Linked DNA regions of Homo sapiens: region 2 is linked to region 1. A link is a loop called in an ENCODE intact Hi-C map of the cell type or tissue named here. Cell type or tissue: IMR-90. All regions are shown on one strand.

The links. Hi-C counts contacts between places; a loop is a spot of excess contacts. Peaks named below come from ENCODE experiments on the same cell type or tissue, not always from the same donor. Only the 100,000 strongest peaks of a DNase experiment are listed, where the experiment ranks them.
Region 2: a loop joins it to region 1, with 3.0 times the contacts of the local background. A loop is called at or near these places in 13 of 110 quality-filtered maps.

What each region holds. Positions count from the first base shown.
Region 1 is chr1:245,870,774-245,878,773 of GRCh38, reverse strand. The region is part of intron 8 of SMYD3 (SET and MYND domain containing 3); the gene reads left to right. Among named protein-coding and RNA genes, the nearest start is that of SMYD3-AS1, 230 kb to the left of the region's middle. RefSeq lists an enhancer at 7,878-8,000. In IMR-90, no CTCF peak of the experiment used is centred here; DNase peaks (open chromatin) are centred at 2,003, 3,623, 5,503, 6,693 and 1 weaker place; H3K27ac peaks cover 2,872 bases.
Region 2 is chr1:245,982,399-245,990,398 of GRCh38, reverse strand. The region is part of intron 5 of SMYD3 (SET and MYND domain containing 3); the gene reads left to right. Among named protein-coding and RNA genes, the nearest start is that of SMYD3-AS1, 120 kb to the left of the region's middle. In IMR-90, no CTCF peak of the experiment used is centred here; DNase peaks (open chromatin) are centred at 3,338, 3,908 and 5,578; H3K27ac peaks cover 1,200 bases.

The DNA of each region.
Region 1 (8,000 bases):
AGGCCCCTGTAATGCAATGGGGCTGTGAAAGTCACAGGATCCTGCAGACAGGTGCTGGGGCTGCTTCTGGCCTTCCCTCAGCTGGGCTTCCTCCTTGCCAAGTTGTCCTCAGCTGGCCCCTTTTTACCCATTCTCTATAGCACTCCCAGACCCTCACTACTGCTCCATCCTCCTAAGCCTCTGCTGTCTCTTGATTTCAGTAGATAGGGAAAAAGAGTCCATCAGACATAAAGCCCATCTCAACTTCCCACCCTGCTGACTTCCAGATGCAACTCTATCTGCACCCATTCTGTCTCTTCCTGTTAGAGGAAATGGGGACCTCCTTGCCAAAGCCGAGTCCCCACCACCCGCTTCTACCACCTGTGCTCTTGACCCTACCCTCTGCCTCCTCGTGGACCTCGCCCCCCTTGCTGCCCCATCTGTTGGGGTCTGCCTTTCCGTGTCCACTGACTCCTTCCCTGTGGCATAAACGTGCCCACACTTTCCCGTTATAAGAAACAAACTCTTTTTCCAGCTCAGCTCTTGCCTCTAACCATTGTTTCCTGTTTAATCTGTGAAACCCCTTGAGTCATCTGCACACTTAATGACCCTGTTTGTTTTCTCTTAACTCCCACAATAGGAGTTATCACTCCCCAAAGCACGCTCTCTCTGATGTCATCGGTGAGCCCCTGATTTCAAATCCATTGACCTCCTTTGAGTCTCTTCCCCATTGATGCCATTGTTGAGTTCCACACCACCTGTCCCTTCCTTCCTCCTCCTGGGAACACTCTCCTTTCGTTTCCGTGCCCTCCTTTACTTCTCCGCTTTGCCCCTGAGATTCTTGGGCCCCGTTGGATTGGGTGATTTCCTCTGTCGCATATCTTCAGATTCCACCTGCGTGGCGTTGACTTCCAAGTCGACACTTCTCACTTTCACTTGTCTTCTGGGTCTAGTTTCATATTTCCCGCTTCCTAGGGGTAACTGTACCTGGATTCTCTGCAGACATCTTATATTAGCATGTCCAAAAGCGAACGTCCCTTTCCTAAACACCTTTCTACATTCCCCATCTCACCGGAAGGCTTCGCCATGCACTCAGCCACTGAAGCCAGATGCATGGCCGTTGTCCTGGAATCCTCTACTCTCCACAGACTTACTCCCAGGTTATCATCTTGTTACACTCTCTTGAATTGTTCCTTTTCTCTTCAGTCTCTCTCTTCCTCTCTCACTGTTGCTAAGGCACGGCCTTATTCAGATTCATGTCATCTCTTTCTGGATTGTTGAAACATCTACCTAACACCTTCCGCCTTCAGTCCCTCCCACCTGCAAGTGTATTTTCCACGTAAATATTTGAAAAACATAGAGATTATACTTAAAATCTCCCCATGTCTCCATGTTGCCCATGCAGGATCAAATTCATTCTTTGATCTGACCCCTTCCCTACCTCTCTACCTCATATCTAAACCTTTATCTCCACCCCTTTCCCCCGATGAACCGTTTAATTCAGCTTTATGTTTTTGGGTCTGTGGGCTCATTCTGAAGTAGCCCTTCAGCTTAGTGGGGAAAAGAGCCTCTAAGGAAAAGCAGCCTCTGAACAGCAAGTAACTGCAGACCTAGTAGGGCAGCAGAGGGCCGGGGAGCTGCCCCGTCTCCGCAGCGCCGCCCTGCCATGCATGAGTGAACCAGAAGCACCCAACAGCGTGGCCTCCCCAAGGACCTCTTTCTCTTCTCTGCTACTGGCCTTCCTGCTTGTCTCTCCTTGTCTAATGCTTCCATAGCCTCCAAGCCTGAACTCATGCATCCTCTTCTCCGGGACATTTTCCCTAAATCCCGGCCAGGCAGAGGGCTCTGCCTCTGTGCTCCCATAGCCTCCAAGCCTGCACTCATGCATCCTCTTCTCCAGGACATTTTCCCTAAATCCTGGCCAGGCAGAGGGCTCTGCCTCTATGCTCCCATAGCCCCAGGGCTTACCTCTCTGTTATCACGTGCGGTATTTAGAAATGATACATTTGTTTGGCCGTTTCAACCACTGGAATGTAAGCTGAGGCCACATCTCAGCTGTGTCTTCTCAGATCCAGTACCTGGCCCTGGAGTGCACTGGGGAGATGTTGTCATATATTGAGCTAAAGAGCACCTGAAGGGCATGAGATTTATTCCCCGTAGTGCCACAGACTTGGTCACTTTTGTGTCTATTGTAAATAAACTATTTGTGCAAAAGCAGAGAACATGGGAGACAGAACTGTAGATTGAGCAGACAAGAAAAAAGAAAAGCAAAACCATCAATACTTGCAGCAAGTCTTAACCATGTCGGCACGAAGAGTGACAGCATGATCGCAGAGATTCGGAGCAATGGCTGAGGCGGCAAAGGCCACGCTGATGGTCCTTGGCCCAGACTGTGCATTGGAATCACCTGGGGAGCTTAGAAAAGATACCGGTATCTGCCTGCCCCCAAGAGATGCTGATATCATTTGCCTCGATGGAACCCGGTCTGTATTCTTAACAGCTCCTGAGGTGATTCTAAGTATATACCCACCTTACCTTACTAGGCCCTTACAGCAAAGAGGAGAGACAAAGCTGGAGGAACAACAGGTCTGCAGTTTGAGGGAAAGTCGGAGCCCTCAGTATCCCTTAAAGCATATTCCTGGGATGTGTGTGTATGTGGGCATGTCTGTGGGTATCTGTGTGTTTGCACACTCTTGGTAGCATAGGGGAGGAAGTAAGCTCTCTGCAGCCCTCTGGAGTGAATTAAAGCCTCTGATACATATTTTAAAAAGCACATCCAGAGCTATCCAGCTTCCACTGGTGATGAAGACCTGGGACTTTCTCATATTAAGTCCTCTGAATGAAGGTCTGGGTACCCCTTGTTCTTGCACAGAGCAAGAGGGATTTGTAAGTTTGTTTACCTCCGGAAAAGAAATCCTTGCGTATTTTAGTTGGTAAGCATTTACAAACCTTAAAATCTTACTTTCAGAGTAGTCTCAAAAGTTAAATGGAAAGTAAAACAGAAATGGTAAAGGCAAACAGCTAGGGCTGTGTAATTTTGGCCCACAATGAGTATGACCCAAAATGAAAACAAAAACTAATCAAAAGGTAATCATTTCCTAAATCTTCTGTGACTGGCATCGTAGCATTCCCTTGGGCAAGAGGAAGAATATTAGGGGTATGAGAAGCATTATATCATCTTGTATACTCAAAAAGCCATTTTGAACATCCAAATTTGAGGAACTTCATCAGATATCAATATAAAGATGATACCTATACTGCTGGGGACAGATTTGAGGTTTGATGTTGCCCACATGCCAGGTTCTAATGGAAGATGTGCACGACTCAGGCGGCTCAGTGAGCAGTTCTCTGGTAGTAGGAGTATTCTGAGTATATAGTTGAATATCTATTTCCAGCTCTCCCCACAATTTCCAGCATGTTCTGAGTGAAATCACTTGCCCCTCCCTGTACCTCCTTTCCTTCCTGTGCAGTAGGGACCTGTCTGATCGTCATCTGCTAATGTTTATGAAGCTCCGTCAGACCTTTGTCTGGAAGACTCTGTTAACAGTAATGCATGCTTGGTTTATGAGACGGTTACAAGAGAATGGAGGTGGAGGCAGGGTGCCAAACATGGCCAGTACTTTTATCTTTGACATTACAAAGAGGTCCTCTGGCTGAGAGCCAGCCTGGAGTTTACTGGAATCAAAAATGCAGACATGTGCTTTCTGTTGGCGTGCCAGGAAGCGGCTCGCCGTGCCGTCAGCCAGCACTTCACTTCCATGGCTGCAGAGCTGCTTGCAGGAGCGTCTAAGTCCTGGTGATTTTGTGTAGTCTGTCTCATGGATACGAGGTGAGGCACAAAAGAGCTGTACCATGGAATCTGGTCACCCCTCTCTCCTCCCAAACTTTACAAAGTAGTGTTCTCCTCACCAGACCTTTAGGCCAAGTGACTGCCCTCTGGGGTGACCCACCCTCCAGCTTCAAGGGACAGATCTCTGTATGGATTGATTCACAGACTACAGACTTTTCTTTTTTTGTTTTAGAATAATTGGAGGAACACTGGCTTTTTTTCCAGTGAGATACAAAATACAATTCTAGAATTTTTTTTTAAAGGCTGAGAGATTAAAGTAATTTCTTTCCCTCGAACAGCGACATGTTTCTTTTGAACTTTTGGCTTGTGTGACACATGGTCTAAGGATTTCAGTGCTGCCTTATGAAGTGTTTGTAGAACGGGATAATTTCTGCAGCCCAACTCTGAAGACTTAGGGGACGCTATGGAACCCTCCATTAACTGATGTTAAGAGAGAGGTTCTAATGTCAAAATAAATCATTTCTTTAGATGACCCGTAAGATTGCCTCCTAAAAAGCTATGTCTAGACTTGTGTCTCAGGGACTTGTTATGTGAAGCTGTCATTGTGGACCCCAGCTAAACTATTCCTTTAATTCAGAACCACAGATTAGATAATCTGATGTGCTCGCTTTAGCAGATAAGCAAATACCATGTTTACCCAAGCTTGGAATATTGCCTGTTATAATCATTATACATACAAATGTTAGAGGGAATGTGTGAATTAAATAACCATTGTCAAATTCTTGGTTTGGCAGAAGGTAGTACCATGTTGAGTGTTGTCTTCAGTCCTGTAGACTCTCTGTGCTATGGCTGGGGTTGTTTATACTTGAGAAAACTCAGTTTAAAATAGAATGAAGGAGGGACAAATCAGAACAAAGGCATTTACAATTTGTTGCACAATCACAAACCCCAGCAACCTTCCTATCAGAATTTCAGGTCTGTTTTCATGGACAACATATACTTTACACATAGGCGACTAATGGAGTGGAAGGATTAGTTTCCATGTCAGTGGTAACCCTAATGTAGTTCTCACCTGGGCAAGCGGAGCCAGGAGGCACTGTTAGACTCTAGGCCTCACAGCTGGCCAGTGGCAGAGCTGGTACCAGGGCCCGGCCTCCTTAGTTCCACTTCCGTAGTGCTGCCTGTCACACAGTCTTACATGCCAACAGCACAGAACCCAAATCAAGCTATCATTCATCCCATGTCTGAATGTCTCTGGAGTGGCCACATCTAGGTTATCCTATAACCTTCGCCTTCGGGACACTGCCCTTTAAACCTCACTTGAATCTGTTCTGCGGCAGCTTAAAGCATTTTTATCTCTGTTGGCAGAGGAGAATGAGAGCATCTGTCCTCAAAGAAGAAAATACAAAAGATGGAGATGTGGCCGATTAAAGGAGATGAGGGCTGCAGCTTTGGTCTTCATTAAGACAAAACTCACCCTGAACTTTGGAGGTGTACTTTATCTTAATGGCTATTGTCAGGAGAACAATTTTCCTGTAAAATCTTTGCATTTTTCCCAGAATCTCAAACCTCCCACCTGGTAGCGTTTACACAACAGTATTGGCAGGACTTGGGTAGGAGTTGTGAGTATGGGCTTACAGCAGCCTAAGCCATCCATTTGGTAGTCTCTCTACAGATGTGAAAAGAATTTGTCTGAATGTGCATTTGCAAGTGGAGCTCATAGCCCTCTGTGTCATCTAATCCCCATTATATGTTATTACATCAGGAACATACCTTTCCAGTATGGGGGGAGGGTGCAAGCAAGTGTCTCCTTCCTAAATGTATTCATGTGTGTTTAACTGCCTTGTATATCAGCCCATCATGCTAGTTTTCTACAAAATGCTTTTCTACAGAAGGCTCATTTTTAGCAAGCACCACTGACAAGAGGTAGGCTCTCAAACTGCCCTCAACGTGTAGATGCTGTTTTTATTCTCTCCAGGTTGACTTGATTTTATATAAGCAAATAAGCTTATTTCTCTGAGAAGCAGTTTTATTCACTGGGATGGGAACAACCCCACACAGAGGGAGGGGAGGTGTTGAGGCTGTAGCCGGAAAAGGCCTTTGGTGGTTCTAGAAGTTCTGACTTCATACCTTCAAGGCTGTGCTCCGTTTCCCAGAAGCTATGAAGGGAATATCCCCTTCCTTCTGGCAATTCTGTGTAGCTGGAGATTGAACCTTGAAATCGCAGTTGGTTTGAATGTGTGGTTTGTGGAAATTTGTAGTTGCAGGAGAGCCCTGTTTCTGCCTGAGATCTAAAGCTAAATGGGCATTTGGCAAATGCTGGCAGCGACGGTGGGAATGTAAAGTGAAATGGAACAGAGCTGCCAGTGGCTTCAGCTGTTTGATGACTTCTTCTCCTCACCACGAGCATTTTTGTTTGGATTGGGCTCACAGCCCCTGGTTGCCCAAGTGCTCCTCAGTTGGATCCAAGGGAGTGACGGGGCTGCCCGACGGGAGAAGGCTCTCTCATCTGAGAAGAGGACATCCATCCTGGGGTCGGCCAGCTCAGGGAGGCCGGTGAAGGAGAAGGCGGCAGGAACTCTGGGCTCTCTCATCTGAGAAGAGGACATCCATCCTGGGGTCGGCCAGCTCAGGAGATGGGTGAAGCAGCAGGAGGCGGGAACTTTGGGCTCTTGCGAGGATGCAAGCAGCTGCTTGGACTCACAATTCAGAGCCCTGCTACATCCTGCTTGTGGACATCTGTTAAAGGCACTGAGATCCCACAATTTCATGAAATAGATGAAAAAATAACCTTTTAAAGCCAATTTTACTTCACCTGTGGGCTGATGACAGCATCTGGAAGACATGCTTTTCATCTGCATCACAGTTACGCTCATTGCCGCCAGGCAGTAGAGCAAGCATCATGAAAGCCAGTGGGAAGTGCACAGGGATTGTGCCTGTGGATGTCAGAGGCTGTTTGGTGTGGTTTGTGGTGGATCAGAGAAGTTTGCTTGGATGACTACGTTGAGGAAGAGCCTTCCCGGCAAAGGGAATGGGATGTGCAGAGATGTGGGGTCACAGCATAGTTGGTTGTTGATTACATTGTAATGTGCTCCCTCCTCCACCATTTTTTTCTTTCCCACCAAACAAAGCTGACTCTAGTCAGCCTCCTGTTGGTCCCCGCCCTGTAGGGTGGGGATTGAAAACTCAGGCCACTGTGACATTTAGGACGTAAGTAACTCTAGAGGGTGCAGAGGAAAAGATGAGAAGGTGCATCTCCTTAGAGAATCGTTACCACTGAAGAAATTGGGCCTCTGGAAGGTTGAAGGACTTGCCAAGACTACACAGCTCGGCAGCAGGGATATGCAGCAGGGATTCAGTTCCACATCTTATGGCTCCAAGCCCGGCATTCTTTTTCACTAATTTCTGTTAATCGTTGTGTACATTTGCTGATTAATTGCTAATTAGAACATACTACAATTTGATCGTGCTTCAACCTGAGAACATTCCTTCCTTTTCCTTATTCCCCAGCCTATAATGTCCACTGACTGGTCTGTAGTTGATATAACAGTGAATGCTCTATTTTTAGCCACTATTTTTCCGCTTTATGAAAGAGCCACTTTTCCCCTCAAGTTACATCTGAACTGCTTTCAGTTGTTTTTGTCAAAGGAGGTGGAAATTGGTTCCAGCACAGATGTCTCCTTTTAATCATAAAGGTTTTGAATGATGTTGTATATTAATCTAGTCCCAGTATATTGCCCCAACCAGACTACCTCAGTCAAAGACACTGCAAATTACCTCAGAATTTTTAATTTCAAGACTTTCCAATCTCTCTCTTGAGTGCAGACACTGTATTTGAACCTCATTCTACTTTAAAAACTAAAACTAAAAACCTTTCTTCCGTTTAAGACATGAATTATTGAATTACTGGAAAAGTTTGTAAGTGTTCATTAATTTTTTATTTTTCATCCTATACTCCATCTCTCTTCAATCTAATTAGAGTTTGCATGAGTACTGGATAACAGGAAGTACTGGGAAGCAGATTACCTTTCTCCTGTTCCTCTTCTTTTTAATGAGAACCATCTGAAATTGGCCCAGCATACGAGTTTCAACATCAAACGCTTGCAAGCTAAGTGAACACATCTGTTCAAGTGTTCGAGCTGCAAGGTGGGTCTGGATGGATTCGTGTGTTTAACCTGACAGAGCCCGTGGTCACTTTCTCAAGTTTATACTCAGCTAGCCTGGCTGGACT
Region 2 (8,000 bases), 110 kb before region 1:
AGAAAAAGCTGGCCAGGCATGGTGGCTCATGCCTATAATCCCAGCACTTTGGGATGCCCAGGCGGGAGGATTGCTTGAGCCCAGGAGTTTGAGACTAACCTGGGCAACATAGTGAGACCCTGTCTTTACAAAAAATAAAAAATTGTCCAGGTGTGGTGGTGCAGGCCTGTAGTCCCAGCTACATCCCTGTGGTCCCAGCTACTCAGGACGATGAGGCGGGAGGATCACTTTAGCCCAGGAAGTCAAGGTTGCAGTGAGCCATGATCACACCACTGCACTCCAGCTTGGGAGCCACAGACTGAGGCCCTGTCTCAAAAATAAATAAATAATAAAATCTGAAAAGAAAAAGCTAGATACAACAAACGTAGAAGAAACACCTTCCAACTACCTCAGGTAACACAGGATGATATTAAATTTACAGTTGTTGGTGTTAGAGAAGAGGTCACAGAATAGATCTTTTGTATTTGGTATGTGTAATATTTTTTAAAATTGAATTTTTATATCTTAAGGTCAGGGCATCTATAGGATTTGAGTCTCTACTTTTATTATAGAAAACATAATTTCATTAATAGATGTTAAGCTCTGAGTAAGTTTAATAAGATTGGAAAAAACTCTAAACCACCTCCAGTCCCCAAAACCCTACCATACCCAAGTTGGCCTGTAATCCTCTGTGGGAGGGGGGAAGCCCCACTTGTCATTGGAAATCAGCAGTGCAAGATGGAGAATGTTTTTCTCTCTAATCCCTTCAAGGTACAAGGTAGGACACCTAGAAGGTTAAGGCAGAAGCCTTCGTTGTGTTTGCTTCTCCTTTGTATCCAGTTAACCACTCATGTGGCATTGAATGAATGAGTGGTTGTTTCTTGCAAGCCTGCTGCAGGCCCAGCCTCATCTTAGGCATTGGACATGTGCAGCAAGCTGGATTTGTGCTACTTTGCTGCACAGTTGGCCTGTTAACAAGTAATGCCTAGGGAAGGGGGTGTTGTCTTCAAAGTGCACACAGCCTAAACATAGGTGAAGATAGGAGTGAGAAAAGTACACAATGAAATTAAGGATAAGAGAGGAAATGGTCAAGTACTGGGGGAGTGCACAGGAAGATGGATTAACTGACTCCTCTTCAAAGATCTTGCAGCAGTGGACCCATTTCAGTTGGGTCCTAAAAGGTGAGCAGGATTTCTTAAGAAGAGAAAGGGGGACAGGATGTTCCAGGCTGCAGAAACCAGTCGTCAGAAGTGTTATAAATGTGAAGACAGGTATTAATTGGATAAAGTCTAAGAAGTCATGGAATCATGAAGTTAGAAATGATCTAAGTGGTTACATCTCACCACTCCCAGCCAGGGGATTCTGGATAAGTTACAATGTGTTCAGCCTTGGCCATAGAAAAACAACCTCAAGGCTTAAATAATATGATACGGGGAATTTATTGGTTCACAGATCTCAAAAATATGGAGATAGCCCAGGCTTCAGACATAGTTTGATAAAGGCTCTTGGTAGCAGAATGGCTGCTGAGCGTCAGCTCTCAGGCTGATGTGTCATACATTCTGGAAGAGGAGATACTCCCTTTCCTCCTACTGACAAAAAAAGCCTTTGAGTTCACTCTGATTGGCCCAATTTTGGACACATGCTCAGCCTCCTCCCAAACCGTTCTCTGCCAGAGGAACACCATCTGCTGATTGGCCTGGGCTCTGGTCCCTGCCTATGGCTGTGGCAAGGGGGCCAGGTGTGGGCTGATTGGATTAGGCCAGTCAGAGCCCATTGCTAAAATCTGGGCTTGAAGCCAATAGGACGTGGCCATGTCAGTGGGTGGGACAATGGTGGGAATAAGGGGAAGGGTGCTGCAGAGGCGGCCCACGCTGTCCACATGCAGAGGCTCGCTACAGAAGCTACAGAAGAAGATGGTTACATTTCAAGTGGGCAGGTGCCGTTTGCTTATGAGCACCATCAGCCACATCAGCCACGGTTCTTTGAATTTTACCTAATTGTCTCTAATTCTTAACAATTCTTTGAGGTAAGTGTTCTCCAATAATTTCCAGTTGAGCAAACTGAGACTCAGAGAAAATAACTTGACCAGAGCTACACACCTGAGAATGGCTGAATCAGAACTGGAAATGGCAGCCTCTGTTTCCAGAGACTGGGTTGTCTCCATTATATCGTGGCGCTTGAGCAGGCAGCTACAGCTCCATTTGGGAAGCTCTGTTGGTTAGGACTGGGCAGGGGAGGCTTGTGTAGCCCTGTGGTTAGGACTGGTTTGTGGGTGGCGGTGTGTGTGTGTGTGTGTGTGTGTGTGTGTGTGTTTGGTTTGGTTTGTCTGTTTAATAACGTAAAGCCAAACCTGCCTCCTAGTGATTCCTCTGCGTTTATTCTAGTTCTGAGGTATGGAGCGGTGATTCTCAAACCCAGCAGAGCATTATAAAAATACAGTTTTCTGGCCTCCATGCCAGATCAGCTGAAGCAGAGTCTGTGAGTGGGACCGTAGAAACTGGATTTTCTTTTTTCTTTTTAAGTTTCAGAGATGATTCTCCAGTACAAACAGGTTTGGAGGACTCCTGCTTTAGAATACAACGAAGCTGTTCTGTCTTCCATGTTACAAACCCTCAGATGTTTAAGACTGGGGTCACCCATGAGCCTTTGCTTCAGGCTCCAGTGTGGTGCTTAAGTGCCGGGACTTTGGAATCAGAAAGACTGAGTTCAGATTCCGTCTCCACTGTTGATAAGTCGTGTGCCTTGGGTAAATCTCTTAATATTGCTAAGTCTTAGTTTTCATATTTATAAAGTGGGAATAATCAATTTAAATTAAAAATCGTTGTGAGGAATAAGTTAAGAAAACGTGAAGTTCTTAGCGTGAAGCTGGAAGAACATGGAAAAGTTTCAGTGGATATCACCTGTTACTAATGATTGTTAAACCTCCCTGGCTCTGGCTTCTTTAGTTCGTTTCAATTGTTTTTTTTCTAGATCTTTTTTACCTCTAATTTTTGGTGTTTGCTAATTTATCTCAAAACAGTAATGGTGTGTAGTGGGTAGAGGCTGGCATAAAATTCTAGACACCTGACTACATCAGTCAACAGCAGAGCTATAGCTTCCTGTGGTCTGAGTGTGACATTTCTCTGGGTGCAGATATCCTCTGGGTATTAAACGTCTTGGAATTTCCCATCCTTGTTTAAGTCCTTTTCTCCTGGGAAATTGATCAGTGGCTGATTATGGGAACATCTGGATTCTTCAAGAATTTTTGGACGTTCTGCAACTTGGTTTCAAGCCTAAGCTGTGTTTGGAGGCATGAATATGAGTTGGTTTCATCATAAAAGTGTGTTGATTCCAAGACTGCTGTGATCCGTTTTATCTCGCATGGATCTGTCAGCGTTTTCCTATTCATCCGCAAGTGGTGACTCATTTAAAAGGAGGTATGCTCTCCAGCAGAGAGCCAAGTTGTTCCACAACATGTACATTGACATTTACATAAAATGCAAATATGTTCATCAAGTTTTACTTATATTTGTCTCTGGATTTTCAAATACATGTTTATTTGCTGTATCCACCTATACCAGTTTTCTTTAAAAATACTTGTAAGGCACGATTTTAACTACTTGAAGCTTGATGAAGGTTGTACACAGCCTGTTTCAATGCACTTAGCATATTCTCTTTGACGATGACCCGTTCTTGCCAGCCTTGCATGTGGGCGTGGGTGGGTCACCTTTAGGCTGGAACAACCGAGAGTGGAGACATGGAGACTTCCTGTTCTTTGATAACGTACAGGGAGGGCTTTTCAGGGCAGTAAAACCGTCACTGAAGACCATGAAAATGCCCAAATGCTACATGTTCCAGTCAGCTAGTTCAGGCATTTATTACTGGCCTTAAAATGTTATGTAATTTTGTTTATGGCATCATAATAGTATAAAAGCAGCTGGGCTCACTAGGGGGCTGTGTGAGTAATCTATAAAACTTGGACCAGCTACAGGAATAACAGCACAGTTGCATACAGCAAAAATGTATTTGGGAGTAGCTGTCTTTTACTGAAATGGTAGAGAACAAACTGAGGTACAGAAAATGTAAAACTCTCAAGTATCTGCTTCCCTCAGCTCCCTTCATTCTTCTAATGACTAGAAAGGAAACACTGTTGTAATGAGAAAACTTCTCCAGAAAATCTTCCAACAGGTTCCTAACATCCCCAAACTGAATTTCAGTGGGTCCTCTCTCAGTTCCTTGAAGAAATGAAGTAAACAAGAGATGAAACATGTTAAAGTTGAGATGAAATAAATGTGATGTTAGTTATCTAAAATTCTGTAGGAGGAGAATTAAACGCTAAAAACGATCCTAAAATGTTTGGTAGACTCGCTTACTCTACTGCCAGGGGAGTGTGTTTCCTTGTTCAGAATCACTGATGTATGTTGTATAAAAGTACTTTTTAGTAGGGCTCCTATTTTGAGCCAGGTATTATCAGCACTAGGAATTCAAGGATTTACCTTTGAATGGCGCAGTGTTAGGCTTGGAAACAGGTAATTGCTGTAATGGAGGCAGGTTTCAAGTGGAATGAGAGCCAGAAAGGAGTCCAAAGTCAAGAACATTTGGGAAGGTTTTGGAAAGAACATGTTGGTGCAGGGATTTTAATAATTTTCCAAGCAGAGGGAATAAAATATATAGAAGTTTTCCATTGTAAGAGAGCATGCCACATTCAAAGATATCATTAACTAGTTTTTGGTGTTATTGGAGCTTAAAATATGAGAAGGAGGTGACTAGAAATGCAGTTAAGAAAGGGAAGAACCAAGTATTATGATGTTGACCGAAGTTGGAGCAACAGTCTTGGAGACGGGAATAAGGGAGCAGATTTGAGACAGTTAAGAGGTGGATTGGACCCACCTCTGAACTGTGATTGTGCTTGAGACGTAAGGACATGTTTTTCCTTAAGGACATAAAGGTGGTTTGCATGAGTGAGCAGTTGGAGGAGCCATTTTGTTAGGTAAAAAATAAAGGAAGGGGAACAGGAACAAGGTAGAAATTAATGGGTTCACTTTTAAGTATTGATAACTTTGAGATGCCTATTGGACAAATATAATTGTCTAATTGATGATCATTCTATGTAGTTGAAGTTTAGAAGAGAAGTCTAGATTTGAGAGCCATTAGGATATAGATTATAGGTGAAAGACAGGCATGGATGAGAACTCTCAGGCAAAATGTATGGCATCAGAAGACGAGAGCCAAGGACAGGTCCCAAGGGATCCCCAGCACTTATAGGGATGGTGAAAAGCAGATATTCCAGGACGGGAGACCAAAAGGGAGGCAGTGAAGGAGGTGGTAGGAGATCCAGGATAGGGAGAGGTTATAAAATCCAAGGGAGGAGGGAATGCTGTGTGGTCAGGTGAGCGATGGTAGGTAAGGCAGAGAGTCAAACAGGGACTTAAGAAGTATCCATTGGCCTGGAAACTGTTAAGTTCATGTGGGGTCGTGAGATGTGCACATTCAGCAGAGTTGAGAGGGCAAATAGATTACAGAGCAAGGAGAAGTCGGATGGAAGTGGTGTATGGAGAACATTCTCTTAAGAACCTACATGTGTACAGAAGGAAAGAGAAATACACTACATTCCCAGGGAGGTCAGGGAGACTTTTGTTTATGTTTTAAGATGACAAATTTGAACATGTTTATATGCTTAGGGAAAGAAGCAATATGAAAGGAGAGACTCAAAAATGTAGGATGAGAGGATAATCAGTGTAGCAGGTCTTAGATTAGTTGTTCTCAGAGTCTGCTCTGGGATCATAAAACATCACCTGGAAATTGTTAGCAAAGTAAATTACCAGTCCTTACTTCAGATTACTCAATTAGAAACTCTGGGTTTGGAGCTCAGCAGCCTGTGTTTCAATGAGCCTTCTGGGTGATTCTCACGCACACTCAAGCTGGAGAGCTCCTGTCCTAGATGAAGAGGAACAGTGGGATCCAGGGCCCAGGTGAGTGCACATGCCCTTGCACAGGAGGGGAGGTGCTTCTGCGGGCGCAGGCACAAATAGATTTGTGCTGCATGGTTGTGAAGTTGATGGGCTTTGTTCCTGATGACATACTTTTTCTTTTTGAACTAGGAAGCAGTTTTGTCCATTGAATCCTGAGATGAGAGTAGGGTTGGGCTGGGTCAGTAGCTTATGCCTGTAATCCCAGCACATGGGCAGGCCAAGGCGGGACGGATCACCTGAGGTCAGGAGTTTGAAACCAGCCTGGGTGACATGGTGAAACCCTGTTTCTAAAAATGCAAAAATTACCCGGGCGTGGTGGCAGGCGCCTGTAATCCCAGCTACTTGGGTGGCTGAGGCAGGAGAATCGCTTGAACCCAGAAGGCAGAGGTTGCAGTGAGCCGAGACCGCGCCATTGCACTCCAGCCTGGGCAACAAGAGCGAAACTCCATTTAAAAAAAAAAAAAAAAAAAGAGTAGACTTGATTGAGTTTACTCAAATGAAATACACATTTAAGGTTTTGGAAATGTTGCATTCTAATTGACCTATAATATGATTAGTTTTAAGCTGAAGCATACCTTTATTCTCTCCCTCATTACACTCTTCCTCCTGGCCCTTTCTCAGCAGGAGCTGACTGTTCTTCTTGCTACTGATTCCTTGAAACCGAAACGATTCCATCATAGCCTGTGTTGGGAGACTCAGTCTTGAGGTGTTCAGGGGCTTTTTGTTTGTGGTTTCAATGGGGCTTTTAAATCTTTGTCTTAATCTTTGGATACTTTCAGGAGATGGCTGAGATCACATCATTTAGAGCCAGAATAAAGGAGAATGTTTGAGCAAGGATTCATCAAACCAATATGAGAAATTTACAGATGTTAGATTTTATTAACACTCCCACACAGGAGGTTTGAAATGAACAACAGCAAAACAGGACGTAGATTTTTAAGAAGAAAAGTCAAACAATTTAAAAATCTGCCATGGGCATCTGGTCGTGGGTCCCAGGGGGCCACGTGCTGGACTTTTGATCTCATCAAATGCGTTTCTTAGCTGGTCATGAAAGCTGGTTGTCGTTTCATTTCATGATTTCAATATGGTGAAGAATTTGGATAAAGAAGCAGCATTTTGATGTGTTTAGTTTTTAGGGGAAATAATGAATTTGCTGTAACTAGTCATTAATTTTCTTTTTCTATTTTCTTTCCTTTTGATGAAAATGCATTTATATTAATTCTAATATGGGAACACAACCCCCATGGGGTGAAAGAGTCTGAAAAGTTATAACTGAAAACAATGTCCCGAAAGCTGCCACAAAATAAGGCCAGGGAGATGAGGCATCTTGTCTCTGTGAAGACCTTCAGTATGAGGTCTTCTCAGCTGGTAGCATGGGGGGAAAGATCACGTTGGAAGTCATCTACCATCATGCAGAGCCCCAGCTCCTTGCTATGGAAGGGTAGATTGGACTTTTTAGATCTAAGAACCTTTTTTCCACTCAGTACCTTGAGCATTTGCGTTGATAAATGTTTGGTTTCTGACAGCAGTCTTGGATTCAACTGTATAAGGGAACCTTTGAATTTGAACCGCTTTGCAAGTGTTTCTTGTTTCGTGTAAAGAATGCTTGGCCACATCTCCAAAGGTGTGGCTACGAAAGAAATAAGGAAATCCTACCTCTAAATGGAATATAACAGTCCTCAAAGCGAACCCAGTGAGTCAATTCTTGTCTGAGTTTTTGCTTATTCTATGGAGTAAATAGATTTTGTTAATATTGTAAACACAGTTTAGTGGAATATGCAATGTTTCCGTAGTTCCTTGATTTTATTATTGGGAATATGAATTAAATACAAATTAAGTGGGTTTAGAAGGGGATTAGTAAAAAACAAAACAAAACCTGAATTAGAAAATGTTACTTTAAGATTTATTTGATGGAAGTATTTAGCCTATAAGTGAGCCTTTACTATTATATTAGATCAACTCTCAGACTGACATTTTGATTGTTTCACATTTGATCAGAAATTGAGACTATAGGATGCTACTTCTATTTAAATATAAATGTGGGACAGATGTAGTGACTGACATCTGTAA